Linked DNA regions of Mus musculus: region 2 is linked to region 1. A link is a loop called in an ENCODE intact Hi-C map of the cell type or tissue named here. Cell type or tissue: left cerebral cortex. All regions are shown on one strand. Links, peaks and the distances in the headings refer to the core of each region. The heading gives the core; the rest is flanking DNA. Region 1 overlaps Pum3 (pumilio RNA-binding family member 3). Region 2 overlaps Gm35438 (a long non-coding RNA gene).

Region 1 (15,888 bases), core at 4,250-8,249:
GAGTCATGGTATGTTAGCCACACAGAAGCAAATCAAACTGTCTTTCCCCACTCTCCTCCTCACTCCATGCCTAGAGGATCCAGCCAACAGTGGCAGGTGTCATGCCTGGGAAAGGGCTTACTACACCCCAGCACGAGAGGGCAGGAGAGTCCTAGAAGCTGCATTAGTAGTCCTGGAACCTTAAGTTGGGACAGGTAAGGCACAGACAATTCCTCAGAGGGTCAGATGGCCGCCTTAGTATATATCAGACATGCAGAGCAGCAAGGACAGGCCTCTGTACTAAAAACGCCTGCTACACAAGTTCTCATGGTCTACAGATCTCCAGTTTTGCCGCTGAAAGCCAGCTGTATTTTTAAAGTCCAAACATACTACCTACACTCAATCCTCTACAGTTCCCCCTTTTAGTCACACTATGGGCTCTGACTATTTTAGGGATTGTTCATGGGACAATGTCCTCATTCTCCTTGGAAGGTATTTACCCTGAAGGCCCAAATACAAAGATCAGACTTTCCCAGCAACGCTGACTTCAAGCGAGGACCCATCATCTCCTGATTCCTCTAGCACACTTCCCTCCATGTGCTGGACTGACCAGAGCAGCTTCCAAACAAACCTGATGGAACTCAGTCTGCACGGCAGCTGAGGAAGCAGCTGTCCCCAGTGCAGGCTGCCCTGGCCACAGGCTTCCCGGAGTTCAGACCACTTTCCTGCTCCACTATACACACTCTGTTTGAACTTCATGTCCTTAATTCTTTTGTTATAACATCCCTCTAAAGTTCACCTACACCAGGAAACCTTCTCAGATCATAGCTGTCTCCTTTCCTAAATTAAGCCATTCAACCACAGAGCACACACCTGGGCCCACAGATCACTGCCATACTGTGTAGTACTCAGTCTCACAGATCAGACAGTTGACATTAAACCAAAGGTCTCTTTTAGAAACAATTTTATATAAATAGGTCCTTTAACAAATGCATGCACAGAGCGTCCAGTTGTGAGTATGAGAGATTCCACCTTCTCCTCTGGGAAGCGGGTTCCCGCTTGCTCATCCTGCTGCCTACGCAGTCAGCTTCTCAAGCAGGGTCTGGATGCCTCTGCTGCTGCTTTTGTTTTTTTCCAAGGTAGGAATCAGGGGTTTCAGTCCACCTTTGACTTTGTTTACAACTTCTTGGTCACAACTCTGAAGAAGGCTGGAAGGAGGAAAAAGATTAAAAGATTAAATTTCACACAAGCCCTGAATCTACAACACAACCCATATTGACAGGGTAACCAATCCATTGTTGAGTCACCTCCTGTACAGTATATTATACAGATTTTTAAACATTTACAAGATGAGGGTCACCAAGATGACTCAACAGGTGGAACCCATATGGTCCAAGAGGAAAACGGAATAAAGCAACTTGCTTCCTGGCTCATCTGTGTGCTGTGGCATGTATGTGTATATAGATACCCACTAAAGGAACAAAGAAATGTAGTTTAAAAGAATTAAAATTCACCAAATGAGAGTAGTCCACATTCTGAAACGATGAAATGCTTTATAACCCCGTGGGTGGAGACCCGGAGGTAAGACTCCATCGATGGTGATTATCTTCTGACTTACTTGCATCCTGCCTTAACATGGTTTGGCAGGCATGGGTGGTGGTCTAGGCTCCTATCTTTGAATGTTTGGATCCCATTTGGCAGAACTGTTTGGGAAGGATCAGGAGGTAGAGCCTTTGGGGTGGCCTTTGTGGTTTCAAAAGCCCGTATTACACTCAGTCTTGCCCACCCTGTCTTTTACCTGTGACTACATGTGAGTTCTCAGCTACTTCTCCAGCACGCTGCCTGCTTGCATGCTGCCATGCTCCCTGCCATGATGGGCATGGACTTACCTTCTAAAACTGTGAGCAACCCTCTTCCCCAAAAAACCTTTTATTAGTTGTCTTGTGATGGCTCGCGCTCTCACTCTCGCTCTCTCTCTCTCTCTTCCTCTCTCTCTCTCCTCTCTCTCTATCCCTCCCTCCCACCCACTCTTCCTCTCCACAGCAATAAACATCGACTAAGACAGCAATCTTATCCTGGTGACAATCTCAAAAGCAGAGGCCACATGGTTCACTCATTACGGACACAGATGGCTCCATAGATGAACTCGCCCTAGTGAACAGGTGTGGCAGACAAAGCATGGGAGGAAAGCAGACCTTGGTGACCCTGTCACTGAGCTCTACACCTATAACATACTATGCTGTGGAAGTGGAAGGCCTTCACCTTAGAACGTCCCTGATTTGGCCAGAAACTGCCTTCTGTCAGTAACTCAAGAGCATGGTAATTGTCTTAGACTCAGTTTTCTTTAACAACAGAATTCATCTTCTCCTTCAGGTTGTTTGCTTTTGGTTGGAGAACTGAATCCAGGATCTCACCACGGACTATGTAGTTTATGGCTGCATTCTGCTGCCAAGCTGAGCTATACTCAGGCTCAACCCACTCACACACTAAGCCCACATTCAGCCACTGAGATAACAGTTCCCAGAAGGATGTTTTTTTGTTTTGTTTTGTTTTGTTTTTTTAAACTAGACACTGATACTTAGTAAATACTCAATGAGAACCACTACACAGGGCTGGGTCACAGGCACCTGACTGCATGCCACCAGGCCCAAATCTCCTTTTCTCTCCCAAGTTCTTTAGGACTACATTTAAATGTTGCCCTCTGAAATATATTCTATAAGGAGATCACCTGGCATTTTCAAGAGCCCCTGGTCCCAGTAACTTTCATTTATATCAATAACGAGGAAGCTGTGTTAAAAGTACTAGGCAGCATCCTACAGCTCACAGGAGATGACAACAGCTACTAGTAGAGTGCCCTGTAGTGGACCTGTCACTCAGCGTCCTTATGTTAGCAACCTGGCTAAACAGCCACTGTATTACATGGTATACATAAGTAAGTCATACACAGACACAGTGAAAGGCACTATATATGCCTTGTTTTCTCAAAGCAACTTTAAGATTATTAACTTTTTGCTTTACAACCAAGAAAAACCAGAAAAGCTCAATGACTTTGCAAACCATGCAACAGGCAGGGCTCGAGGCCCAGGCAGACTAAGGCCTGTTTTCCTAGCTGCTAAAGAACTCTACAGTGTTATTCCTTAGCCAGCATACAAGGCTTTTTCCTTTCTACCCAAAATGTTCCTTCAGTAACCTAATAGCAACTGTGAACAAACAACATTAAATAGTCCCAAAAGAAAACACAAATTCTAACTAAAATGTAAACAGGCAGGGAAATTTGGCAAACAAATTCTACTCAACTGTCCAGCAAACATGAAGACTACCTTTGAAGCCACACAACAGTTGAACTTCTGTTTAGAACCTTAAACACTATGTATCTCCATATAGTTCCAGGCAAAGCTCCACAAGAAGCACACTGGATCATTCGTATGTCTGATCTACCCAAGGGAGTGCTGACTGATAAGCAAACTTTACCCATTAATTTCATAGCATCACTGAAATTTCCACTTGGTTGGGCAGAATGAAAGCATGTGTCAGTAGGCGTTAACATTCCAAAGGCCTGGTAAGGAAATGCAAGTCAAAAAAGTTCCTGTTGCAGCTAATGGGTTCTGACTCCTTAACATCCCCTCAAATATTAACTCATTTTACTAAGAAACAGACAGCTGAATATACATGTAATAACATACAATCAAATAAAATGACTGGTTTAAAAATGAATTCTCATGTATCTACAGTAGATCAAATCATATACTAGAATACTGAGCCTAGTTTACAAGTTACAGTAAGGCTAGACAGCAAGTTCCACATATAAGGTGGAAGCTTCAAACCGGTAAAAAAAAAAAGCTTCTCACTGTCGGTACATGTGCTGGCTAGTATTGTCAACTTGAAAAGGAAATCTCAAATGAAGAATTGCCTCCAACAGACTGGCCATGGGTCGCTTTCTTGTTAATTGATGTAGGAGGGCTCAGCAAACTGTGACAAGTGCCATCCCCAGCAAACTGTGACAAGTGCCATCCCCAGTAGGTGGTCTTAGTCCAGGCAAGAAAAGCAGCTGCAGGTGAACCTGGGAGCAAACTAGCAAGGAATCGGCATCTGCCCACAGTCTCAGCCCATGCCTTAAACTTTGCCTTGGCTTTGCTCAGTGATGGATTCTGATCCAGGAGTTCTAAGATAAAATAAGCTCCCCAAGGCTGATCTTGGCTAGTTTTGTATAAATGAGAAGCAAACCAGGATAGCAACACAGCAGAAAACCAGTAACAGCACACAGATATTATAAAATGAACATTTTAAACAATGATCCATACATTATAAACTCAACATAACCAATTCCAGAGAGCAGTCTATAACTTGGCCTCCATTTCCATATCATCAACTTCTTGTACTTTAACAAATCTCTATCAATCTGGAAATCACTAAAGACAACAAAATAAACTATAAAGTTAGGCTTGGCTTAAACAGCTCTGTGACAGTTTCCACAGGCATGCATCTTACTCATTAAGAAAAAAATATAACTACATTTTGGTCAAATCTACAAATGTAGTAAAACTGTAAACATAAATTTCTGTGACCCCTGACACCCAAAGATGACACTTAAATCTGAGGACTGAAGAGCTGTATTTGCTTAAAGAAAAGTTTAGGGCTGGCGAGATGGCTCAGTGGGTAAGAGCACTGACTGCTCTTCCAAAGGTCCTGAGTTCAAATCCCAGCAACCACATGGTGGCTCACAACCACCCGTAATGAGATCTGACACCCTCTTCTGGTGTGCCTGATGACAGCTATAGTGTACTTACATAAAATAAATAAATCTTTAAAAAAAGAAAGAAAAGTTTAAGTCGCATCTGTTTACTGTTTTTTGTGCGAGCACACAAAGCTCCTTGCCTCAGCCTGAGAGTATGGGTAAGAGGACAACTTGCAGGAGGAGTTAGTTCTCTCTTTGTATCATGTGGGGCCTGGAGATGCAACTCTGGTAGTCAAGCTTACTGGCAAATGCCTTTGTCTCACCGCCTCTACAAGTACTTTTTCATATTTGTCTAGACTAAGAGTGATGGAGTAATCCCACATTATTGGGAATAAACTCGAGAAAAAGAAAGAAATGAAATAAGTGTCTGTGTGTGTTGCATGACACAGCTACCAACCTGGAAAGAATAATGGCACCTCGGTTGATGCTGGCCCAGGACTTGAGGTTCTTCATACCAACACGCTCTACAAGGGTTTTTGCAAAACAACCTGCAAAGTAGACTGATACTTAGTGGGCGCCACATGCATATCCCCTTAAGTTAATATAAACACTAAAATTCTAGTATAGATCGAGCACTGTGTTAATAAAGCCAAGTTTCTTAACTCTGATGCAACTTCTAAACTATCTTTTAGCAATAATTACCCAAGAAAAACAAATTATTTTTAAAAAGCTTATTTGATCACATCTGTACTTTTGTAATATTTAATGATTTAACCTTGACCAGCAAGTAAATGTTTGACAATATCACTTTACCTGTAGCCAAAATTAGTTCCTACAGAAAAAAAAAATTAACTAGAAGGGACCAGTAACATGGCTAGTGACTAAAGAATGAACATTTTGGCTTACTCGTGGCAATTTCTTTCTACAATGATTTCGTAGCCACCATAGCCTGTTGTCCCAGCTCTGGAGGCTGAGGCAAGAAGACTGCCATGGGTTTCAGGCTATGTGATTCCTCCATCCCAAACACCGTTCATCTGTAACTCTCTTTCCAAGGCCTTAGCCTGTTGTTCCCTGTACCCTCTAGGTGCAGCTCATTCTCAGCCAGTGACTGGGGTTTGGGAAGGAAAGGGTGACCTATGCTGATGGCAACAATCTCACGTAGGTACTGTGTACATATAATAATTCAAAGACACGCATGGAGCACACTTAGCTCTTGTGGTAAACAAGGACAGCTAGTGAGGCTGTTTGCTTTCCAAAGGTGATAAAAACAACATGTTCTCCATGGTGTGCATTTCTAGATGCTGCCAGTCCCCCATTAAGGGTAGAATCTAAGTCTTCTGTTGAATCTGGGTGGTCTCATTGCCTGGACCAACAGAACAGGGTAGAAGTGAGATGAGATGACATCTAAGGACTAATCCTGAGGCCTAAGCATACGTGGGCTGTTTCCTTGGGACGCTCAATCTAAGCACCAACACCCGGGGCTGAGGACCTCAACTCAGACTCCTAGAAACTATGTATGGCTGGAGCTTGTTATTATTATATACCTAATATTCCCAGGTGGGATGAGATGTGGAAACAGGGCCCCTAGGAGCACAGGGGCCAGCTAGCCCAGCATATGGAGTGACAGATCACAAAAGACAAGCTCTGTCTCAAACAAGGTACACTGACAACTGAAGCTGTCCTCTGCACTCTACACATGTGCCACGACATGCTATGTCCATAGTCATACACATACATGCCATAAATAAAAGAATAAAAATAAATAAAAAACAATTAACCACCATGATGTGTGCAGGCCCAAGCAGTCTAGGACGAGGAAGTGCGGCTAACACTGGCGGCCCTGTGGTAGGATGAGGAAGTGCAGCTAACACTGGCAGCCCTGTGGCTGGGCCAGCAACACTGTGTAAACTCCAGTGCCCAACAAGGAGCCTTGAGAGGTAGGGAGAAACAAGCTCCACTAAAGCCGAAATCCTGCTCAGTGAACCACTAAGCCGAGGGAGCTTGTCACACAGCAATACATAACCCGGATAACAGACACTTATTCGTGCTTGAAACAACAACCACTCCAAGCCCACCAGCCATGGTTTAGGGCTTTTGGTGTCTTAATTATAAAAAAATCATTAGAAAAATGTTTGGAAATTGGTAACTTGTCAAACTCACCTAAACAGAGCATCAATGTTTCCAATAATGAAATTGCGGCAGAAACCAGTCCCAGGTCTTTATGTGACAGTACCACCCTCCGCCCTCCACTGGAAACTGTCTCCAAAAACAAATCCATGACCTCAGCTCAAAGCTTTTCCAGCCACCGTAACAGCTCATGGTATTTGCATGGTAGGCAAGCAGTCTACTAGTGAGCTGTAGCCAGCCCTTGACATTTAATCATTACTTACTTATTCACAGGCACGATTTCCACATACTTGGCAAATAGTACCTGAACCTAAATGGTCAGTATAAAGTCAAGGAATGCAAAAACTCCATGTAACACACACACAAAAGATAAGCTGCACAGCCTACCTTCCTTTCCGCTTTCTTTCATCTTTTTATCTTGCTCTAGTAACCATTTGAGAACCAGATGTCCTGCAGGATGCTCAGCAACATGAAGCTACAAGAGAACCCGACACGTTATTGCAGAAGCTAGTAAATATCTCTGGTCCCTGAGCCTATCTTTACCCCACGTGTAGACACAGATGTGGTTACGTTTCAGTTTTAAGAAATCTTAACCCAGGATGCCCATCATATACCTAGGGTGCAACAAGCAGCAAAGTAGAAGATCATAGCCCCTACAAGGTAGTGCAGAAATTAGTTTGTTTGAATAGCAACATACAATGCTCATCTAAAAAATCAGGTAATCTGTCCACTCTTCCCATGGCAACATTGTTCTAAGATACAAAGAAATCTCTGGGGAGAATGCTACATGGCGTTTAAATATTATTCTCTACAGTGACCTAATCAGCAGGCCAAGAAAACATTCTGCAGCTTGCTTGCTGGCCCTACCAACTGTTCCCACAGTAACAGTGGTCTCCCTTCATTTAGGATGAGAACCAATGAGCACTATTTCCATAGAGAGCAGTATTTCATCACATTCATCTGTCTGCTCCAGGAAGGCAGGGGTCTGAGCTTCAGCTGACAGTCCACTTGTCTCTTCCAATCCACGTTGTCAAAAGCATGCCACATGTCAGACATCAGACACTCAATACCAGAATCAAGTGCGGGTGGGGATTAACACTGCTGAGTGCCAGACTAGACCCATGGCTAAAGGGAATTAGACATGGAATGAATAACTGTGCTGTGAAAAAGATTCTAACTACTTACTCAACAGGTAGCCCCAACTTGTTTCCTCTAAAGGCTCCACTGTGGTCTCCGGGGCTACATCCTCAAGGCTTTAAGTAACCCTCGCCATCCAGTCACTCTTGCTAGACTGGTGTGGACGCAGGTGTGCCTCAGACCAATTTTCGCTAATGACATGGCAGGAAAGCCTGGCTAGAGATGGTCTTCCCTGACAAGAAAAGGCCTCCTTGCTCTTGCTTTCCTTCCTGCCTGAGAGCCTGATGTGAGCAAGTGCTGCGGCTATGGAAGCTGGCCTGAACTAGAACACACAGGGAAAGAGGGCAGGGCAAAGGAGCCCAACAGGGGAGGCTGACTGCCCTGTGCAGCACACAGCCTTTGTACTGTGACGACTCAGTGCTGCTACCACAAGGCATTCCATTATGTGTAGTTTACTGTCACCAGAACTACATCACTAGTTTAAAGTCCCTTGGACGGAACTAAAATGCAGCTGTTAGCATTCAGCTAACATAAAGGTGTGCATAAAAGTGACACGTACACTTCTGTCCAATGGATTCCAAACTCGAAGGGCAGGGACTGTCATTTCATCTATCGAGTATCTCTTTAAGCATTCCTGACAGATTTATTGCCTTTTCGATTAATGAATGAAAGGCTTAACTTGAACAGCTTATTTTATATCCTTGAGCAATGCCAGCGATCATAATGAAAGGCTATTCTATTTAGCACATAAAGGCTTTTGTGAGACTAACTGACAGTAGAGGTCAAAGATCCAAATAAATAAATAAATAAAATAAAATAAAATTGGTGGTTGCCTGTAACCAGCTGCTAGTTCAGAGCTCCCGGGTCTTACAAGGCAGCACAGGACAAAGGCAGTCCGATCGATCGGCGGCCCCTGCCTTCTGCTTGTGGCCGGCTGATTTGCAAACACGAGTCTTGAGCTCCCAATGCTCCCCTCCTCAGAGCTGCGGTATGGCTCCCTGCAGCCCACGCTCTTCTCCACCATTCTTGACTGAGCTGCTAACCCTTCAGGGCCCAGTGTAGCCTTTTCCAATTCCAGGAAGGCTACCTGGGGACATGCTGTTCTTATACAACCCCTTAGAATCCACAGTTGTCCTTCAGTTTTTGTTTCTATGTTAACTTAAATAATTACTTTCCTTAAATTGCATGTCTTCCGAAAGCTTTGGGGTGCAGCAGAGGACGGTGTTGCCTGCGGTACAGCACTAACAAGGCACACACAATCAGTGAACTTCAGATGCAACGTAGAATCACACCATGCCCATGTAACTACAAACAAGAAGGAACAACTGTTCTGTCTGAGACAGCCTCACCCAGCTCAGTCAGGCCCTCCACTTCATGTGTAGGAGAATGACCTTGAACTCCTATTTCTCCTACCTCAATCTCTCAAGTCTAAAGCCTAGGTTTGTGGTTATGCACCCGGCTGAGTGAGTCTTTTTTAATGAGTCAAACAAAATTAGGGAAGACTTCAAGGAGAACTATGGGCACTGGAATGCATTAGGCTTTGAATGGATGGAGCACAGGACAAACAGCACTTCACACCACAGGAAGCAGCTGCCACAGCAAGCATGGACTACTCTGGAAAGGTAGTGAAGGGGCAATCACAGATAACCATAAGTCATAGCACATGTCTGTAGGCACTACAGGATCTCTGCATTCTGGGGAAGACAAGTGCTACCACCGGCACTCTGAGTTACCGTTTTTAAATGTACTACTGGCATGACTGTTGACCCTCTGCAGAATCCACATCTGGAGATACTATAGGCCCTGGGGCTCTCCTACTATAATCACAGTACATCACCTCTCCGTCCTTGCCACCAGGATGCAGTTCTGCTGCTGCCAAACTGGCGATGGCATCCATAGCAGGCTGAACATCTCCAGTAGCAGATCCCAGCATGTCAGACACCAGCACACATGCAGACTTATCCAGCACCACCTCTTGAGTGTGTCCTTGCAGGTAGCTCAGCAAAGCTGGAGAGATGGACTCCAAGAGCTCACGCCGGCGGATTGCAGTGTCCTTCTTGCTGTCGGAATATGTTGAGTGAGGTGGTAAGCTAAGTGACCAGTCTTGTTATCACAAACCTCCAGGAGCTTATCATAACCCAGGGCACTATCTCCTGTAACTGTCAGTCCTGCCGAGCATGTGGACAGTGAGTGAGTCAAGGGCAGACTAGGTGTCATCTTTCCATCCCCAGGATCTGAACACTATCTGGCATGGAGCAAGACTTCAATAAAGGAAGCTGCTTTCTACACCACAGTCACAAACGAGTAACCAACCATTCCCAATCCTGCCAATCTTCAACCAAGTAGTGGCAAGTCATCATGTGAGACAGGACGTGTTCAGAGTACTTTATAGATGCTCTCAGGACATTTAAGTATAAGATACTGACAACTCTGAAAGTAAAGTAAAACAAAAAGCAAACTATTCACTTGAATGCCTACTGTGTGCCAGGTTCAGCTGTGTTCTTTCAGCCAGATACTGCCATTTCCTTCAAAGTAAGCTCTTGAGACTATGGAATTCACTAAGAAGTCTTAGGGAAATGGAGGGAGAGAGGGAGGCATCTAGAGGATTTCTTGGAGTCATGAGCTGGCCTTCACCTGTGCGCGTTGCCATCACCCTTCTGCAGAAGCTCGATGAGCTCGGGCACCGTGTGGGCGGGGTCTCTGGGGCTCATCAAGTACAAGAGGACTTTCCTTCCGTATTTGTCATTAACTATGCTGGGCAAGGAACTGATGATTTCCTAGATAATGGAAACAAAAACGTCCACTGTTTATTATATTCCCAGAGTTCCGCTGAGATTTGATGGGGATGAAGAACACACCCTGGGTATTTTCCTCACTCCACTCACATCACTTGTGACGTCAATTCTGACATGTCTTATCAAAGCACAAAGAATTACTTTCAGAACTGTTCATTCTCTGCTGTGGTGGCCATTATTGAACAATCTGTTTGAACTAACTGATCAAACCCAAGGACTTTTTAAAGTTAGAAGAGCTACCTCCACTCATTGTGAGTATGGGTCAGGCCGCTATTACTAAGGACAGCACCTACTGCGATCTGAGTGGACAGTCAATCTGCAGGAGACTTAATGTAGCATGAGCCTTGATGAAGCACGGACCTCAGAACCTCCCTGCTGAGCCAGGAGACAGGAAGCTGCTCTGCTAATCACAAAGAGTATGAAGGCTTAGCTAGGTTGCTTATTCATAGCAAAAGAAGGCTGTTTACTGCAGTAAAAAATACACACAGGGAGATGAGAAAATAATCTAGCAAGAAGATGCCCACCATCCTGAATTGACATCAGCATTGCCAGTAGTTAGAACTAAAGTGATACTGCTCCCCACTCCCCCCCCCAAATGCCTAAGGAAATCATCACAGAAAGTCACTGAATTCCTTTATCCTACTTTATTTTAGAGACAAGTTCTTGCTGGGCGGTGGTGGCGCATGCCTTTAATCCCAGCTCTTGGGAGGCAGAGGCAGGCAGATTTCTGAGTTCGAGGCCAGCCTGGTCTACAAGGCTGAGAGTTCCAGGACAGCCAGGGCTATACAGAGAAACCCTGTCTCAAAACAAACAAACAAACAAAACAAAAAACAAAAAAAAAAAGAGAGAGAGAGAGAGACAAGTTCTTGCTAGGTAGCCTGGAAAGGCCTTGAACTGAATGCTAGGGTTACCAGCATGAGCCACCACACCCTCAACTGTTAACAGAGAAAATGCAAAGGGAATCCATCATGACTTGTCACAACACTGTTTCCAAAGACATTGTTTCCAAAGCCACACACAACTGAGCAGAAGTTACCTGAAGCCACAGACAGTACTAGCTTACTTGCTAAGTTTATAGGTCAGGATTAGAAGCAGTGATCCGACTAGACCCGAATGTGACTCCAAATCTGTCAGATCCAAAGAAAGCACACCCCTCCTCTGAAAGGAAGACCTTCTCTTAACATGATACATACTCAGGTCTGCTTCTAGTTTTGTTTTAAGATTTATTTACTTATTCTATGTATATGAGTACACTGTATCTGTCTTCAGACAGAACACAAGAGGGCATCAGATCCCATTGCAGATGGTTGTGAGCCACCATGTGGTTGCTGGGAACTGAACTCAGGACCTCAGGAAGAGCAGTCAGTGTTTGTAACCTCCCAGCCATCTCTTCAGCCCCGGTTTTTTTGGTTTTTTTTTTTTTTTTCAAGAATTAAAAAGTATCTGTATTGTGTATGGGTATTTTGTCTGCATGTATGTCTGTGCAAAAGATGCATACAGTGCCTGCAGAAGCCAGAAGAGGGTGTCGGATCCACTGGCATTAGAGCACTGTGAGCTGGGTACTGAACCTGGGCTCTGGAACAGCAGCCAATGCTCTTGAGCACTGCTCCAGTCCCCAGTCTGCTCTTAAAAAACAGACAGACAGACAGACAGACAGATAGACAACAAAAATACCTCTTTATTACTAAGTTAGTGTTTTAGTACAAAGGATTGAACTAAAAAGTCAGTCATCAACCACAGCATCACAATACAGCAAAACTTAGAATCATGTGTTGATGATAAAATCCCCCAAAGTAGCATTATCTGTGCTTTTGATAATGAGATATTTAATGATCCAAAGTCAGGGAAGCTTTTGTATGTCCTCAGTGCACCTGAACTCTTTTTCATGGCATAATAAGGAAAGGTAAGAGGCACCAAGATAAGGAATGGCCTCCCTGACAGGTCCCACACATAAGAACCACTCTAAGGGCACTGCCAGGATGAACAACTTCTGTAACTGACATGTCAGGTCCTTGCTCTGACCAAGCAGGTCTTTGCCTAGGCTCCTTGGCATTCTTAAGAGGTGAATGGTTCAAAGCAAAGATGCACACAGGCAATGGAGTTAAAGTGGTCACACAGTTTCCATGAGGACAGAAACAGGACAAGCAACAGAAACCTGAGACCTGAACCTGCCACCTTCCTGGTCAGAGCACAGGTGTCCGCACAGCCCGGGAGGCTTCTGCCTCACGTTCCGCGGGGGTCACCTTGAGAGTGTGGAACACAGAGGCCAGCAGCTTCTGGAACGGGCGAGAGCCACAGAGCCTCTGAGGCGGCGCCATTTCCGGCTCAGGACAACCTGCCACCTTCCTGGTGAGAGCACAGGGGTCCACCCGGCCCGAGAGGCTTCTGCCTCACGTTCCGTGGGGGCCACCTTGGTTCCGGGACTCCGCGGCGGGCAGTCTGCAGGCCAAAGCAACACAGCTTCTGGGAAAAATCCTGTTTTGGCCCTTCATCTTCGGCCAGGAGGAGGTCCAAACACCAGATAACTGTGCACCTCCCTGAAAGAGGAGAGCTTGCCTGCAGAGACTGCTCTGACCACTGAAACTCAGGGAAGAGAGCTAGTCTCCCTGGTCTGCTGATATAGTGTAACAAAATCACCAGAGGAACAATCTCTAAACAGAGACAACTATAACAACTAACTCCAGAGATTACCAGATGGCGAAAGGTAAACGTAAGAATCTTACTAACAGAAACCAGGACTACTCACCATCATCAGAACCCAGCACTCCCACTTCGCCCAGTCCAGGGCACCCCAACACACCTGAAAAGCTAGACCTGGATTTAAAAGCATATCTCATGATGATGGTAGAGGACATCAAGAAGGACTTAAATAACTCACTTAAAGAAATACAGAACACTGCTAAACAAGTAGAAGACATTAAAGAGGAAACACAAAAATCCCTTAAAGAATTGCAGGAAAACATAACCAAACAGGTGATGGAATTGAATAAAACCATCCAAGACCTAAAAAGGGAAGTAGACACAATAAAGAAAACCCAAAGTGAGGCAACAGTGGAGATAGAAACACTAGGAAAGAGATCTGGAACCATAGATGCGAGCATCAGCAACAGAATACAAGAAATGGAAGAGAGAATCTCAGGTGCAGAAGATTCCATAGAGAACATCGGCACAACAATCAAAGAAAATGGAAAATGCAAAAAGATCCTAACTCAAAACATCCAGGAAATCCAGGACACAATGAGGAGTGGATGAGAATGAAGATTTTCAACTCAAAGGACCAGCAAACATCTTCAACAAGATTATTGAAGAAAACTTCCCAAATCTAAAGAAAGAGATACCCATGAACATACAAGAAGCCTACAGAACTCCAAATAGACTGGACCAGAAAAGAAATTCCTCCCGACACATAATAATCAGAACAACAAATACACTAAATAAAGATAGAATACTAAAAGCAGTAAGGGAAAAAGGTCAAGTAACATATAAAGCGCAAGCCTATCAGAATTACACCAGATTTTTCACCAGAGACTATGAAAGCCAGAAGAGCCTGGACAGATGTTATACAGACACTAAGAGAACACAAATTCCAGCCCAGGCTACTATACCCAGCCAAACTCTCAATTACCATAGATGGAGAAACCAAAGTATTCCACGACAAAACTAAATTCACCCATTATCTCTCCACAATCCAGCCCTTCAAAGGATAATAACAGAAAAAAACCAATACAAGGACGGGAACCACGCCCCTAGAAAAAACAAGAAGATAATCCCTCAACAAAACTAAAAGAAGACAGCCACAAGAACAGAATGCCAACTTTAACAACAAAATAACAGGAAGCAACAATTACTTTTCCTTAATATCTCTTAATATCAATGGGCTCAACTCCCCAATAAAAAGACATAGACTAACAGACTGGCTACACAAACAGGACCCAACATTCTGCTGCTTACAGGAAACCCATCTCAGGGGAAAAAGACAGACACTACCTCAGAGTGAAAGGCTGGAAAACAATTTTCCAAGCAAATGGGCTGAAGAAACAAGCTGGAGTAGCCATTTTAATATCGGATAAAATCGACTTCCAACCCAAAGTTATTAAAAAAGACAAGGAGGGACACTTCATACTCATCAAAGGTAAAATCCTCCAAGAGGAACTCTCAATTCTGAATATCTACGCTCCAAATGCAAGGGCAGCCACATTCATTAAAGACACTTTAGTAAAGCTCAAAGCACACGTTGCACCTCACACAATAATAGTGGGAGACTTCAACACACCACTTTCATCAATGGACAGATCGTGGAAACAGAAACTAAACAGGGACACAGTGAAACTAACAGAAGTTATGAAACAAATGGACCTGACAGATATCTACAGAACATTTTATCCTAAAACAAAAGGATATACCTTCTTCTCAGGACCTCACGGGACCTTCTCCAAAATTGACCATATAATTGGTCACAAAACAGGCCTCAACAGATACAAAAATATTGAAATTGTCCCATGTATCCTATCAGACCACCATGGCTTAAGACTGATCTTCAATAACAGCATAAATAATGGAAAGCCAACATTCACGTGGAAACTGAACAACACTCTTCTCAATGATACCTTGGTCAAGGAAGGAATAAAGAAAGAAATTAAAGACTTTTTAGAGTTTAATGAAAATGAAGCCACAACGTACCCAAACCTATGGGACACAATGAAAGCATTTCTAAGAGGGAAACTCATAGCTCTGAGTGCCTCCAAGAAGAAACGGGAGAGAGCACATACTAGCAGCTTGACAACACATCTAAAAGCTCTAGAAAAAAAGGAAGCAAATTCACCCAAGAGGAGTAGACGGCAGGAAATAATCAAACTCAGGGGTGAAATCAACCAAGTGGAAACAAGAAGAACTATTCAAAGAATTAACCAAACGAGGAGTTGGTTCTTTGAGAAAATCAACAAGATAGATAAACCCTTAGCTAGACTCACTAAAGGGCACAGGGACAAAATCCTAATTAACAAAATCAGAAATGAAAAGGGAGACATAACAACAGATCCTGAAGAAATCCAAAACACCATCAGATCCTTCTACAAAAGGCTATACTCAACAAAACTGGAAAACCTGGACGAAATGGACAAATTTCTGGACAGATACCAGGTACCAAAGTTGAATCAGGATCAAGTTGACCATCTA
Region 2 (15,888 bases), core at 6,782-10,781, 140 kb before region 1:
AGAGATTGCCATTATGATTTATAACAATATCAAATGTATAGTTATGAACTAGTTATGAAATAATCTTATGGTTGAGGGTCACCACAACATGAGGAACTATATTAAAGACTCGTGGCATTAGGAAGGTTGAGAACCACTTCTCTAGGGCTCAATGTATTAGATAACTCACTAAGGGGTAAAATATGAAATATCAAATCCTAAAAAGGATATTTATAATTAAAACAGCCTGTCATGAGGCAACTGTGAGTGGAACATCTGGGAATTTGAGAAGTATCTGCAAAGTATAGAAAAATCAACAGATTTGTGGACCCTGGTAAAGAAGTTCAGCCAAGTCTCAGTGAAAAATGTTAAGAAGTTGATGCAAGCTGCATGCTCCTTGTTAAGATGCAGGCTTTGCATATCACCAGGTCACTTAGAATATTCTAACAGTTACTCTGAAGATGTGTCATGATTTGTGAGCCTTTGGATCTGGGTAAATAGAGGACAAAACTAATTCTTTGAGGCTTTAACTTGGGCACTTGCCTTGATTCCTTTTATTATTGGAAGTCAGATACCCCCTCTCCAAAGTGAGCAGGCAGGTTTTAAACAGCTTAACTACTGACCAGTTATAAGACTCGCTTTTCAGTCATGGATCCTGCAGAAATCTGAGACCCACCCATATCCTAGCTTTTAACTGTCTTCGCTCCACCCTCAAAGATGCTACTGGGCTTCCTGTGCATCGCATTGCTAAAGAGAACTGATTTCCTAGCATTCTTCCCTAGTAAAATCTTTCCCAATAGAACAGTATGTTCCCTTAAACCCAAATGAACATCACGCTACTTTCTTTTACCTGTGGCAAAGCAAACAAATTAAAAAAAAAAAATCATACACCCTTTTGCTTACCTAATTTCAAGAACAAAACAAACAACAAAAAAATGCTACTCCTAGTTCAGATGTTGTGCCCTTCATTTCTAAAGCCGATGTTTTGCCCTCTTTGGAAAGACTGAGAACTGTGGCCTGATTTCGTCCATATTCTAGACTCTTAAGCTTGTCAAATTCCAGAAATGGAAAAAACTCTGCAAGAGAGTCTTGCTTTCAAGGAGAAAGGAAAATGGCTTTGAAAATGAGACAGTCTTTGTGGGTTTTGTCGTTGGTTTTTGTTTGTTTACTTGGTTTTCTCATGTCCAGCACGGAGGTCTCCAGTTCACAAGAGCTTCCTGGGAAGGATAATAATCATGTTTGTAGGAATCTCATTCCCATCGACCTTTACCGATGGAGAGCCAATTGTAATTCTTTTGCCCTAAGGACTAGGGACTCCTAAGTTGAGGGTTGTGATCAGAGGTCCCATCTCTTTACAGTGTCACTTCAATCTGTTTGTGTTTCTGAGCCTGGTTCCTCCAAGACACAGGAATGAAGTGGGGCCACAGATTTAGAATCCATTTAAGTTTCCCTGTTGTGTGTCTGTGTTGACCCTGGGACAAGTGTGAGACAGGAAGAGTGTGGGGAGTCTGGGCTCGGTAGTAACTCTGGGATATTTCAAGGATGGCTTTCTTTTTGACTGTGCTTGGGAGCAAAGTCAGATGGGCAGCTGGGTGTGTGTTTAGAGCTCTACGAATTGTCAATAACACATGCTTCTCTGTCCCAGGGGTCCTAGAGAGGGCAAATTACTAAGCATCTCTGTAGGATGGAGATGATAGGAATTCACTGAGACAATGGCGTGATATAGCAGTGGCATCCAAGAGCTCAGCACAGTGTCTGGCATCTGGTGTGCATGGGCACATGTACTGACTATGACTGTCGGTGTGTGTTGTTATACAGTCCAGGAACTGGTAAGTGCCCTCACCAGCGAGCATGGCAGGTAGCTTCACTCAGTGAGTAGCAAGGGCACTCAGCTCTGAGGATCTCAATTCATACAGGTGAAAATCCTTAAAGGACTCTATGATTTAAACTCTGGAGTCAAAGCTAGTGTGTGTGTCTGTCTTTGCTCCTGCTAAGACATGGAAACAAGTATTGGAACCTCCAGAGTGTTTAAATGGCTATTGAAATTTATAATGGCCCTTCAATTCTTACTATATGCTTAATAGTGTGCTAAATAAGTGCTCTTCTGTCTTTTATTAGAGCTTCTCAGAAACCCTAATAGGCAAGTATTATCTTGATTTTGCAGATGTGAAAGCTAAGACCATGAACCATGTGAGATTCCAAACCAAATAAGCTTGCTGCCATGGTCTAGGGTGAGGGTGCTGTCCTGTGCAAATGTTAAGTTGGATATCACACTGTATATTTGCTGAGTCTCTTTTCCTATAGGTTTGCAGAGCATGTCTGCAGTTTCTCGGTTGTTATAGATTTCCTACCTAACCGGGATGATGATGCACAGAACTCTAAAGCCAGTAGTGTGGCAACAGAATAGCACAGTATAACTCAGTTGAGACATGACTTCAAGACTCGAGACTTGGTAGAATCCTTTTACTTGGCCATCTGAGTAGAAATAGGAGTAGCTTTAAGAAAAAGGCAGATTCTCTAAAGGAATTTGGAGATATGACATCACTCCTGAGCAGAGCATATTAGAAGAAAGCAAACTGCCATACAATAATTTTCAGTTTCCAAGGCAACCAAGTGGAGAACACATCACAGGAGACAGGAAATATGGCTTGTTCATAGAATGATGCTACTGTGACTTCAAAACTGATCTCAAGTATTCTAGAATCTGCTGGGACATTGGGCTGTTTCTCAACTTATGTGTCTACTTGGAGAGAAAAGAATGTCTTTGAACAAAATGGCTAACTTTCACAAAACTGTCTTGCCTCTTTTAAACATTACACTTGATACGAGAAATATGGCTTAAGAACACATGATGTCTCAGAAGGCCCATGCGCACACCAGACCGCTGTCTTAGTACTGTCACTGTTGTAAAGGCACATGTTGGAACACATCCAGTCCTGCTGACCTGTAGATAATTATTTTTCTCTAAATGAACTGTACATTTATCTTAAATAAAAATTTATTTTTGAGATAACTGTTGCAAAGTCTACTTTTTCTAGAGACCTTCTTGGGGGAAACATTGGCTCAAATCTTCCATCTTTTCTCAGCTGAATAACTAAAGATGACACAGTTGGCCTTTAAAGAAAACAACAAGAATCATCCAGACATGAGCTGGTCAGGCTAAGATGACCCTTGTCTTGCCACCCTGAAAAGGACAGTTAGGGTTTCACCATGAGGAACAGTGTCGTAGTCACCTCCTCACCATCCCCCATCCCTATTCTTCTTCCCTTGACTGAAACAAAGTCAGTGCTGTGTTCCAGAAAGACTGTTGGACCAGCTCTTCCTCACAGGTCAGGCCGCACTCGACTGAAGGGATGATGCTCCGAGATGAGAGATAAAACAGACACTGAGAAGCAGGGAATTGCTCCTGAATTCTGAGCTTTCGTCAGTTCTCCGGAGGTCTATTGGAATTGGTTCGTGATAAAGCTAAATCCACATGAGACATATCTAAGAATTGGGCCTTGAGTGTTTGAATTATCCTGGGTGTAAACTGAGTTCAGAAGGAGCTAATTGGAAGATAGGGAAACTCAAAAACAGAAGACAGGAAGGGAGGGAGGAAGAAAGGGAGGGGGACACAGCTGGGGAAGGGAGGGAAGAAAATGAAAAAGAGGAGGGAAGGACTCTTTGAAATTTTGAAGTTCACTCACTCTGGTGAGTTCGTAATGAATGCAGAGGCACAACACATGGGACCGCCCTCCCACCACATGACTACCTTTGGTCACGGTCATACTAATACATTCTTCTGAAAACTATCACAGCCACCACCACGTGTGTCTCAGATAGAGGCAAGTAGATCTAGACTGATCTGATAATGACTACAGCTTTTCTTACACCATCCCTACATCATCATCATTGTCATTGTCGGGTTTTGGTTTGGTTTGGGGGTGGGGCTTGATGTTGTTTTGGTTGGTTAGCTGGTGTTTTGTTTGTTTGTTTGTTTTTCAGTAAACTTAAAATCTTTTACTCATGTTCACCTGGGGACCTGGTTTCTGATCTGCCTCTTTGAATTAATCACCCATTATGAGTGTTCCCTCCTAATTCTCTCCTTGAAACACTAGTATTGGTGACCTTTTCTACATGGAAAAAAAAAGCAAGAAGATTAATTGTCCTGTATTTATTGGCTTTGCAGAAGGTCTCACATGTGACATTGTGCTGATTAAAAAATGCAAGTGCCTGGCTAGAGTTCACCAGTTATACAGCAAGGTCTTTTTAATCAGTTGGAAAGGTAACTTATACCTTAACACCACTTGGGAAGGAGAACTTAACACACCCTTTGGAGTGACTCTGCTCAGTAGACAAGTCAGGTCCTCAGGGTAAGAAAAAGAGAGTTAAGTCTGGATAACTGAGGCTGGGATGTTGAATTCTGGAGCAGAATGTGTTTTAAGCCTTCAGTCCTTATATTTGTTTTCTCTATTTTAAAAGATGATGGTTCAATTATGAGTAGGTGTGTATGTCTATGTGTGAGTGTGTCCATGTAAGTACAGGTACCCATCAAAGCCAGTGGTGTTAGATTCCACTGGAGCTGGAGTTATAGGCAGTTGTGAGCCACCCGACATGGGTGATAGGAACCAAGGTTGGGTCCTCTGCAATAGCAGTTTGTGCTTTTATTTGCTGAGTCATCACTCTATCTCCCCATGCCCACCCCCCGTGATGTTTTCTGAGGTCTAGTTCTTTAAATGAATAGAACCATGGTTTTCTGAGAAAAAATTCTCAGTGGAAGATAGTGTAAGGTAGTTAGCACAGTATTTCTCCCTCGGGCCTCAGGGGAATAGTGGTGATGGTCTTTCAGAGGTTCTGGGACAGTTTCAAGATGGGCAGATACTGGATGGAACATCAATTAGGACAAAATGCAAAACTTGAATGAGCTGGGAGCCAGGAACTGATCCAACACAGGTGGAGACAAGAACTATGAAGGAAAATAAAATAAACCATGGAACACAGAGTGGTCTAATTTAGATAACATTTCTAGGACACTCTCCAGGGAGGTGACTGGAGGAAAACAAAACAAAACAAAACAAAAACAAAAACAGAAACAGATGAAGTGTGGGGCAAGTCTATGAGGGTAGGGGCCAGGTTCTGAGTGAAAAGCATGCATGACTTATCGCAGACAAAGCAAAGTGGCTTTGTTGCCACAGAGGCAAAGGCAAAGAATAGGAGAGAGAGCAACAGGGACCAAGTGCTGTCAACTTCAAGGATGGTGGTTAGAACTCAGGAATATCTAAGCGATGGAATAACACGAGATGGGGTGACACAGCAGAAACACACCCAATTTTAAAACGTTTCCACCGAACGCTTCGTTTGGGAAGCAAACACACAAACAGGGTGTGAGTTAGAGGACTATGACAATAGATCTGGACCAAGTTCATAGGTTTGGTGGGGCAGGTACTCTTCACATTTATTACATGAGGAAGATGTATGTACTGGATACCTCCCTGAATGGATGATGGGGTGTAACACGCCCCTTCATGCAGGCTCCTAGCTCAGCTGTGTCCTCTGCCTGAAGATACCAACCTGACTGCCCCAACTGTCTACAATGCACAAACCACATACATGGAAAAACTACCAATTCTGCAGGCAGTGTGGGAAGAACATGAATGGTGCTGCTCCTGAGCCAAGGATGTTGGAATCTAGAAGAATCTAGTTGTACTAGGAGCAGAGATCATTGCCTTCAGCTCAGAGGCCTCAACATGTCAGTCTGTCCTTTTCTATCTTCCAGGTGAAGTCATTCTAGGGACACATTTGGATTAAGTTTTTTGGAGAACAGAGCCATAGCCAAGCTCCTGGGCACCCACCTGTATATGGGCAATATTTTCTCTTTAATAATACAGTAGCTTTAGACACTCTTTTCTGTACACCAGCTGCTTCTCAGGTCTCTGCTAGCCACTTCGATTTTTAAAAGCTTCAGAGAACCATCAGAACTATTTGCTTGATGAAATGTTAGAATCCTTGCTCTTCTGAGTTAAGGAGGACCCTAAGTCACTGAGCCTTATACCTGATAAAGGAGAACGTGACAGAGCCCTGGTAGAGCAAAGAACCCACTCGGCAGACGTGACAGAGCCCTGGTAGAGCAAAGAACCCACTCGGCAGACTGGCTTCCAGCCACCCACAGTGTAACAATTCTTATCATAAGCCACAAAGTCACTGACAGCTCATGCCCTTGTGATACAAAAAAAAAAAAAAAAAAAGAAAAAAAAAAGAAAAAAAAGAAAAGAAAAAAGAAAAAAAAAGGAGGAGGAGGAAGAGAGACAGAGACAGAGAGAAAGAAATAAATGCAAGAAAGGAAGGAGGAAGACAGAAACAAAAAGAAAGACAGAAAGGAAGACAGAAACAGAGAGTATAATTGTCTCAGAAAATAAGGTCTTCCTAAGATCTAAAATTTGAAGGATTTTATTTAAATATGCTAATATAGGAACTGAGTTTCCAAACTGCCCCTCTGCTAGAATCCAAGTGTTAACAGCTTCTGAAAGAGAAGGCCACTTTCCACACATCAGTCCAGTACCAGTCTCACTCAGAAAAGCAAGCCTGCCTCCCAGTATCTCTGGATCTGGTGACCTCCAGGAAGAGAGTGCAGGACTGAGACTAGAGGCTTCGTGCAGTTCTCCTCGAAGCCTCTCCCCAGCAGCAGACACAACGTCCCCAACACTCTCAACTGTTTCCTCTAGGAAACAGATAAAGATTTCAATGCCTAATTAATAGCATCAATTCATCAGAAGTGGCATACTAGTTTGTGTGCAATCTCAGACTCTTGGAAACCCAGGAAAATTGAGGTGGAACAGTATCTGTTCTTGCCTTGGCAGAAGGCCTGGGAACATAATGTCCCTGGGAAAGGAGATTTCTATATTGCCTTAGAGATGGGAAATCTTAGTACTTACTGGAGAATGTCCCTGAGTTGAGTCAGGGGATTGGGCTAATCCATTGATCCAAAAATCTATTTAAAAAAAAAAAAAATCAGGCAGAGAGTAAGGTGGAACCAAAGTGTAGGGGGTAGAAATTTGTGCCTTGAATAAACAATAAGAATGTGAAATACACAGGTTTGAGTGTGTGTGTGTGTGTGTGTGTGTGTGTGTGTGTGTGTTCCTTCATCAAAATTTACTTTAGTGGCTTTTGATGAAAAGTACAAGAAAACAGCAGTCCTAGAGCTGGGCACATGTGTCAGCACATCAAGGGATGTGCTGTTCCCAGGCAACACATTAACTGAACAACTTTTATCTATAGAGAAGCATAGAGCCCAAGAGAGCATGCAGTCCAAGAAGTTTTGTTCATTTATGGTTCAAGTACCCTTATACATGTAGCTTGAAAGTGATGTCACACAAAGAGTTCAATCATGTTATATATGAAGCAAGGTTCATGATGTGAAGTGTTCTTCTTCTGGTATCATGTTAGAGATCAAGATGTTTCTATTTTGTGTTTGTGAGTTACGGATGCGCAACCTGCAATCTTGACATGATGAAGTACATGGGAGGAAAGGCACAGGTTGTGTACAAGTACCACCATTCAAGGAAACATAGGAGAAACTCTGACATCCATGAAATTTGGTTGGCAGGTGACCAAGCCAGCTCAGTCAGTCAACAGGGTTTCAAGGGAGGGAGTGAGGATTGAAAAAGAAGGAAAACAATTAGACAACACTAGAACATGGCTCCAGCCAGTGCTGAGGCGGGAGCAACTCTATGTCTCTCTAGCCTGCTTTTATATCATTCTAGGTACATCCAAAAACTACGGTCAGTTCTTAGAGCAAAGACAAGGTAGTCAAGCAAAGTAGTAATCAAGGCGATCACACGAGATAGTAATTAAGCAAAGTAGAAAGGCAAAGGGTCACACAAGGTCATAATTAAGTAAAGTAGTCAGCAAAGAGATCACATAAGGTAGGAATTCAGCAAAATAGTAAGAAAAGCCCCATGATCATTGCTTCTAATATTCTTATCTGAGCCTACTTCCTTGTCCAAGCCCAGTGACAAATGCCAAATTCCTAGAAACTGCACCAAAAGCCCTCAACAGACAGGGATCCTGGGACGTATGCTTGGTGTATACTGAGGGATGACTGAAACACAAATTCTCACATTTAATGTCAGTGACTTGGGATCTCCTGCTGTCTCCCTATGAAGTCTAAGGATGTGCACGCCTCAGGCTAGAATGAATATATGAGTTGGGACTCATCCATCTCAATACCTCCATTTTTTCTTTTAGTGTTTCTGTACTCCTAAGATACAATGTATAAGTCCTGAGATGGCACCAAAATGGATAGAGCCAACCACAGAATCAGTATCTTTTGTGACGCATACTGTGGGGGGTCCTGTATATAGGTGTAACAATTGAAAATTTCACAAAACCTCCAATTCTACATTGACAAAACAACATATTTTCATTAAAGGACACAGAAATTAGGGTGGAGCTGAGCTGTTAAGCATCCTCCGTGGCGATCATTGTCCATAGAACCAGAAGGTGCTGTGCAGAATGCTGGAGGAGAACCTTCACAGTCTTACTCAGCTTTGAAGCTTTTGTGCAATAGCATTAACCTACCAGCAAGATATGCCTACCGTGCAATTGGTGGTATGAGTGCTTTGCAGGCGGGGTTGGGGGAAAGGTCACTAACTGCCTTCTGATTGGATTTGAGGACCACTCCACAGGAGGGGACACATCCCTGCTACAGGAAACCCACCCAGACCCCTCTGGCTGGTGAGAGAAATTAACAAATCTAGCTCCAGCAGTGAAATGTTGGCTTTCACTGTGGCTTGGGGGGGGTTGGGGTCTATTTTGATCTTTCAAACTGAACCCTTAACTATAATGTCTGTTTTCATTGTGAAGAAATTACCACACTGGTACTACCATGAGAGTCTGGGCTGAAAGCTGCGAGTTTTGATCTTAGCTGCTTCCTACTTGCCTTACAATTCTGGTAAATTCCTTTCACTTACTGACTCTCCATTTCTCCACCTTCAAACAAGCCAATGATAAACTCTGACTCAGTCACTGCACACAGTTGTTATGAGAACCAGATGGGAAAACAGATGCGCACTATCCAAATGTGAGCTCTCTTTCCCCCCAGAGCTGTTTGAATAAAACACATTTGCCATGTGCACATTTGGCAGGCTCACATCCCAAATAGAGACCGTACTGAAGTTTGATGCCACAGACCTTTGGTTTACAATAAGAATCACAGTGCAGGGTGTTCTGTGGTTAAAATAACGCCACCCACACTGTCAAAGCCAAGACTTTCACACGGGTGCCAGTGAGCCCTATTCTGTAATCCAATAAGTCTTCTAGAGATGTTGACTATGGCTTTCTCCTGGCAACAGTTCTTAGCATTAGCAAGGAATGTGTTCTTTACTAACACACAGGTTTTGTTGGACTCAAAGGGCAGAAGAAAATCATAAAAGATACTCTTAGAAAACTTGTATCTTAGGAGATAATTTCAAGAGCAATTACAGATTTACAGGATGCTGTAGTTTTGATCTTCAAATAAGCCCACGTCACTATTCTTACAATTGGCCTTACTAAGCTTTTTATTTGGCCCTGTCCTATGCTGGCAGCTGATGCAATGCAGGGCAACTTGGTGAGAGCAGCCGTAGCAATCAATCACATATTGCTGTATTATTCCCTTCAATACAATGAACACTGTGGAAGGAATTTCCCTGAACACCATGTCTAGAACAGAAGACCAAGTCCAGATTGTACTTGATCATAGGACAAATCTTCAGAGTTGTAGGCAGCTGGCAACTTTGCAGAGTGGTGTTATGAGTAGGTCCTTTGGATTTCTCAACATCTACGGTTGTTTAAACATACAAAGAAAAGGAAATCCAAGATAGTCCTTGAAAAATCCGACTTCTTTAAAAATGTTCTGGCCTGATTTCATTCTTGGTACTTCATAGAGCACGCGTGAAGCCAGGCTAGATTTGTTCAGCTTCACGAGAAGCTCCAAGCAGGAGGTGCCACTCCTCAGTGTCCATGGTGACAGCCTTCTTATAGCCTTCCCAGGAAGAAAACATTCCTTTCAGTTTCCATCAGAGAGAGTCACGTTCCCTCCTATGTTAACAGATCTCCCCAAGCCTTCCGAAGTTAGCCAAAAGCTTTATCTTCAGCAACATTGGCAATTAGAATATGTTTTCTTCAGTGTCTAGGCTCTCTCCCTACCTACAAGTGCTAGATTCAGTTTCTTGAGCAAATTGTGTAGACACCATCGTTTTTTACACCATGGGTCTGCACATGAGACTGGGGTTCAAAGCCATCCCCAACAAATACTTAAGAAAACAGTAGCATGGTGCTTACCTAATATCTTCCAGAAAATTGAAAGCTATAGGATATTTCTCAAATTATTTCAAGATGCAAACGGTATTTTGATACAAAATTAGATGAAATATTATAAGAAAATAGGCCAATGCACCCCATGATCAAAGACATAAAAATTCTTCAGGTATACATCTCTACTTATTTAATGAGTTATTAAGAAATAAACAATGCAGTCTCTTATTATAAATATGGATTACCTACTATATTTTACTTAGAGTGGAAATAATCTTGTCCTGCTTCTAACACTGATATATTGCTTGCATCCATATCCTTGCTTACACGAATTTATAGGTTATCATCATTTATGAAGGCAAATGAAAAGAATTCCCAAAGAACATGCTGGCAAATCAAATTCAAATGTATAGAGTACATAATCTGCCATGACCAAATCATAATTCCCAAGCTAGTCCAGGAATGCTAAATATTAAGCAATCTAATACGGCATGTCAATGGATTGAGTAAGGAAGAGCTTAGAGAAGGCTTTCTGTAAAAGTCAACTGACAACTAAGTAAAAGCCCTTTGAAATCCAAGATTGTAAGGAAACTTCATTAAAATGGTAAAGAGCAGGAAGGAGAGAGAATGACAGGGAGAACATACAATCTTAAGGGCCAACATGACATTTTTCAAAATTACTGCCATGTGCTTGACATTTCTTTTTTCTAAGACCCTCAATACAATGAAAGTTTAATGCTTACCAAGGATGCCTGTGGCTCGTTCACACTCGCTCTTCATGCTAACCACCTCCTGGACTCAGGCCCCTTATGTGTCTCTAGTCTGCACCACACAGAGTGGCCTTGGGTTGTTGGGTCACTTGGTGCCACAGAGCTCAGACTGTATTTCACCTCCTATTTTGGCCAAAGAGTCAAGGCAAAAGTGTCTATGAGTCACACCACTGACAAGAGATAGGAAGAAAGCCAATGCAACCGAGAATGTGGTCTCCTTATACTTCATCAAATGAGAAAGCTTTTTGAAAAGACACCTCTTTAGTTTTACATTTAAAGAGCCATTTATCTCGTTAGCACAGTTTTTGTCTTATAATTCAAAGTATTTAATAATGACAACAATTTTGCAGTTTTCTTTTAAAAAATATTATTATACACATTTAAACACATGAACGCTTGATTATCTCTCTCACATTATGAACATTTTCCTCGGTAACAGATTTGTCTAAATAATCCTTTTATCACCCAAACATCAGGGCAGGACTGAACCAGGACTATGTTCTACTGTTGGCTTCTGTTTTGTTCCAATTCTCTTAAATACTGAATTGTAAAGGAATATATAGACCTACTCTCATCCACACAGCAAATTGAAAACCTTTTAGATGTCTTTCATAACACAGATCATTCTCTAATCTTGACAGGAATCATCAGCTATACAATCTTAAAGAGACAAACCAGAGACTTTTCATAGATAGTAGGATGAGCAAGCTAGGAATCAACATTGTCCATTAATCTGTTTTTCAAAATCAATCAATCAATCTATCTATCTATCTATCTATCTATCCTATCTATTTGTATGTATGTGTTTGTATGTGAGTTTGTATATGTGTATAAATGGACATGAATGTCTGTGTGTGTATGTGTGTGTGTGCGTGTGTGTGTGTGTGTGTGTGTGTGTGTGTGTGTGTGTGTGTGTGTGTGTGTGTGTATCATTAGTTTTTCGGTCTCTATGGAGACCAAAAGAACATGTCAGATCTCTGGGAACAAAATTTGAGAAAATTCTCATATTTAATTGTAATAAGTCAATCGATGGTATCTAACCAAATAAAAAATAAGGCAAAACAGTAAAATTATATAATTTGGAAAATGGAGTGTGATAGACTATTAGCAATAAAATCAGTAAGAGTTAATGATACTTGTCTCTGTGTAGATACATTTGGGAAGAGGCATGAGTAAGAAAGTAAATGCTGGGTTTCATTGTATCATTGTGGAACCTTTTGACTTTTAAATTGCCTGCTCTAAAAATAGTAACTTTAAAAAAGAAAGCCAGGTGCAAACAGAAGAGAGGGGGCTGCTTTATGCTTTGGCATAAGGAAAATAAAACTGACATTCTAAGAAACCTAATGGCTCTAACTCTACCGTGACAGAGGGGGATGTGTGGGCTGCATGGGCAATACCACAGGCATAAAGACTGGACTCTGGCTTCAGTTTAAACATCTGCACAGCTTTCCAAATACATACCTGGTTCACAGACCGTTATCTCCGTGGTATCCACTCCCTGAGCCAGCCAGGGAGGACATCATCTATCACTGAGGCACTTTTGGATCAGAGGACCAAATATTTGCAAGTAGAAAAGAATGATGGGAAAGATGAGATGGTGTAGGGATGGGGAGAGAATACAGTCATTGGGGAGAAGGTGGGAGGGCCTATGAATTAACTAGTTTATGCCTGTCTGAATTTTGCACTATGCTAAGCATCGCACATACACAATAATGTGACAATCATCATTTCTCATTGGTCCATTTTACCAACAAGAAAGCTGGGAATCTGCAAGAAATCTATCAACTAAAGGTACTCACCAATCAATTGGTGTGTGTGCAGGGCATGGATTTGTACCAAGTATGCATGCTTGTACCAAAGTCTTATGCCATGATAGAATTGAAAAAGAAAATCAGAGACCTTTGTCTCTGAGAGACCTTTCCTTCCATTCCCTGAGCTCATCTATATAGGATCTGATATTATGCCTTACCTTTTTAAACTATGGCAGGACACACATAACATAAAAGGTGTCGTTTTAACCACTTCAAAGGAAGCAATTCAGAGGAACTATTTTAGTTTGGTATCTATTGCTATAATAAAACACCATGATCAAAAACAACTTGGGGAAAGGGGGGGGGGTATATTTTGACTTATAGCTTACAGTCCATCATGAAAGGAAGCCAGGGCAGGAACTCAAGCAGGGCAGACACTTAGAGGCAGAAGCTCAAGGCAGGAACCTGAAGACAACTGAAGCACAGACCATGGAGCAATGCTGCTTACTGGCTTGTCCCCATGGATTGCTCATCATTCTTTCTTATATAACTGAAGCCTCCAAAGCTGGAAAAGATGACTGGTTCATATAAAGGTATAGCCTACTGTAGTTTTAGATTTAAAAAGAACCCAAAACTTTTATGTGCCACTCTGATGGCCTGTAGTTCTCAACCTTCCTAATGCTGCAACCCTATAACACAGTTCTCCTCTTGGTGTGGTGACCCCCCACCCCCCAACCCTAAAATTATTGAGAGAGGCTAAGCTGACTCCATGACAGGATTCAAATTGGCAGTTCAGGAGACTAGGCCTAAATCTCTGTTTCCAAGAACTGGGCAAGTCCAGGCAAGTCCATGCCCTGCCACCTGACCTGAGGCAAGGCCAGTGGGTCAGCAGCAGTTTCCAGACTTACTCAGCAACAGTTGCCATCCCCCCATCCCCCATACCAGCAAAGGTTCTGGAATGTCTCTAGGGATAGAGCCAAAAGATTACAATAGAGGCCACCTACCCTATCCCAGAATTTCCATAATGTTCTTTAAATTGGGCCTGCAAGCTCACTAGGGCACCTCCATCTTGAAAGGTGGTAGACCCCAGCATGCTGGACTTCTGCAAATAAAACACTCTTTGCTTTTGCATACTATTTGAGTCTGGGATATCATTCTTCAGCAAATCGTGGACCCTTAGATTTGGGAGCTCATCTGGGATTCACTGGAGACTGCCCTGACCCAAAGAGTGGAGTGTTTTTCTGACTGGTAAGTTGGCTTTCATCATCTCTGTGTTTCTGTTTCAGATTTAATCTGGAGGCTGAGAGGGACAGGGCAGACAATATTTCGTCACCTGGCCAGGGGCAATGGAGGACACTCCAGACCCCTTACTAGAGGCAGGAGAACTTGCCAGTTCTCATCTGATTTCTGAACCAGGTCTGTGGGCCTCCCCTGAGCAGGGAGGTCTAAGACCGCCTGAGACAGCCTTTTCCCTCCCCACCCCACACCCCTCCCCTGGGAATGTATCTGTCTGTGTGAGTTCTGTTTCTGCTTTTTTGTCCTCTCCTACAAACTTTTCTTTGATTCCTGGGATGGAATAGGCACAAAGCACCCGGTCCTGAGACATTTTAAGGACATTTGCAGAGTCCCGGAAGACTTTGGTCTGGTTGTTCCTCTCCGCAAACTAACTGTCTTCTGCAGGAATGAATGGCCCACCTATAAAGTAGGATGGCCTGAGGAGGGAACTTTCTATATTCCCATCATTTACAGGGTAAAGATTAAGTATATGAGGTCTGGGGTCACCCAGACCAAGTGTCACATATCACCACGTGGCAATATCTGGTTGAGAAGCTCCCTGTTTGGATGAGACCTTTTTTTGTCACCAGCCTCTCTTTCCCCACCCTTCTTCTTCTTAAAAGGTCATCTTCATCCCCCTGCCTCTGCTCCCAGGGAGGATCTCTGTCACCTACCTTATGTTCCTGCTGCTACTGCCACTGCATGTGCCCAGCCAGCACAAGCAGAGGGAAGAGCAGCCCCTGACTCCCCTGACTCCACTTGGAATTCACCTCACATTTGGGCCCATACTACCCAGAAGACAGACTCTACTATGGCCTTACTCCTCCAGGCTACAGGACCCCTAGATGCTCAGGGGAGACAGTTCATGGCATATGTGCTGTTCGCCAGTAATGATCTTTACAATTAAAAGTTGCAGAATACCCCATTTTTAGAAAGACCATCAGCTCTCACAGGTCTTCTAGATTCAATCATGCAGACTCACCTGCCCACCTGGGATGACTGTCAGCAGTTGCTCCAGTTCCTCTTCATGTCAGAGGAGAGAGAGAGGGGGGGGGGATTGTGGGAGCTATCCAGAAATTGGTTCCAGGAACAAATGGGCTGTCCACTCAAGTCCAGGCTGATATTGATGTAGCCTTTCCTTTGAGTTGACATGTCTGGGATTTTTACACTGCTGAGAGTAGGGAAAGTCTCTGGGTCAACCACCAGATTCTGATGGGGGACCTCTGAGAGGCTGCCAGGTGACCCACAAATTTATCTAAGGTCAGCCAGGTGATACAGGGAAAGAATGAGAGCCCGAGGGAACATCTAGAAAGACTTTTTGAAGCCTATAGGACCTACACTCCTTTTGACCCAGAAGCTAGAGCATACCAGTCAGCTGTGAACATGGCTTTTATTAACCAAGCTGCCTCTGACATCCCTTGGAAGCTTCAGCCACTGAATGGCTTTGTAGCCTGCCTCTGGCACCTAAAAGCCAGCCTCTATTTGCCTTTGAATGGCAAGATTTGGAGAAAGGCTTCAATGGACAACTGAGTTGGACATGCCTGACACAAGGATTCAAGAACTCACCCACTATCTTTGACAAGGCACTGCATGAGGACTTGGATGAATACTGGAAGGCCCACCCCCAAATAACTGTGTTCCAGTTCGAAGATGACATCCTGATTGTGGGGCACCTGACCTGGAGACATGCCAGGAGGACACACGAGACCTGCTACAGGAACTGAGTCAACTTGGCTACCGAGTGTCTGCTAAGAAGGTCCAGCTTCGTCAATTTGAGGACACCTATCTGGGGTACATATTCAAGCGGGTGGGGGAGGGGAGGGAAGCCAACGAATGCTGTT

What was found. Peaks named below come from ENCODE experiments on the same cell type or tissue, not always from the same donor. Only the 100,000 strongest peaks of a DNase experiment are listed, where the experiment ranks them.
Region 2: a loop joins it to region 1, with 2.0 times the contacts of the local background. A loop is called at or near these places in 2 of 42 quality-filtered maps.

The regions. Positions count from the first base shown.
Region 1 is chr19:27,389,127-27,405,014 of GRCm38, forward strand. Pum3 (pumilio RNA-binding family member 3) reads right to left here. Exons shown (of 18, transcript NM_177474.5): 14 at 10,553-10,695; 15 at 9,756-9,978; 16 at 7,169-7,256; 17 at 5,112-5,202; 18 at 1-1,187. The coding sequence ends at 1,055. Among named protein-coding and RNA genes, the nearest start is that of Pum3, 33 kb to the right of the region's middle. In left cerebral cortex, for the core only: a CTCF peak has its summit at 6,492; no DNase peak of the experiment used is centred there.
Region 2 is chr19:27,251,235-27,267,122 of GRCm38, forward strand. It overlaps Gm35438 (a long non-coding RNA gene), which reads right to left. Exons shown (of 8, transcript XR_003952921.1): 3 at 10,995-11,144. It overlaps Vldlr (very low density lipoprotein receptor), which reads left to right. Exons shown (of 18, transcript NM_001161420.1): 18 at 1-2,997. Among named protein-coding and RNA genes, the nearest start is that of Vldlr, 42 kb to the left of the region's middle. In left cerebral cortex, for the core only: no CTCF peak of the experiment used is centred there; DNase peaks (open chromatin) are centred at 9,042 and 9,863; H3K27ac peaks cover 280 bases.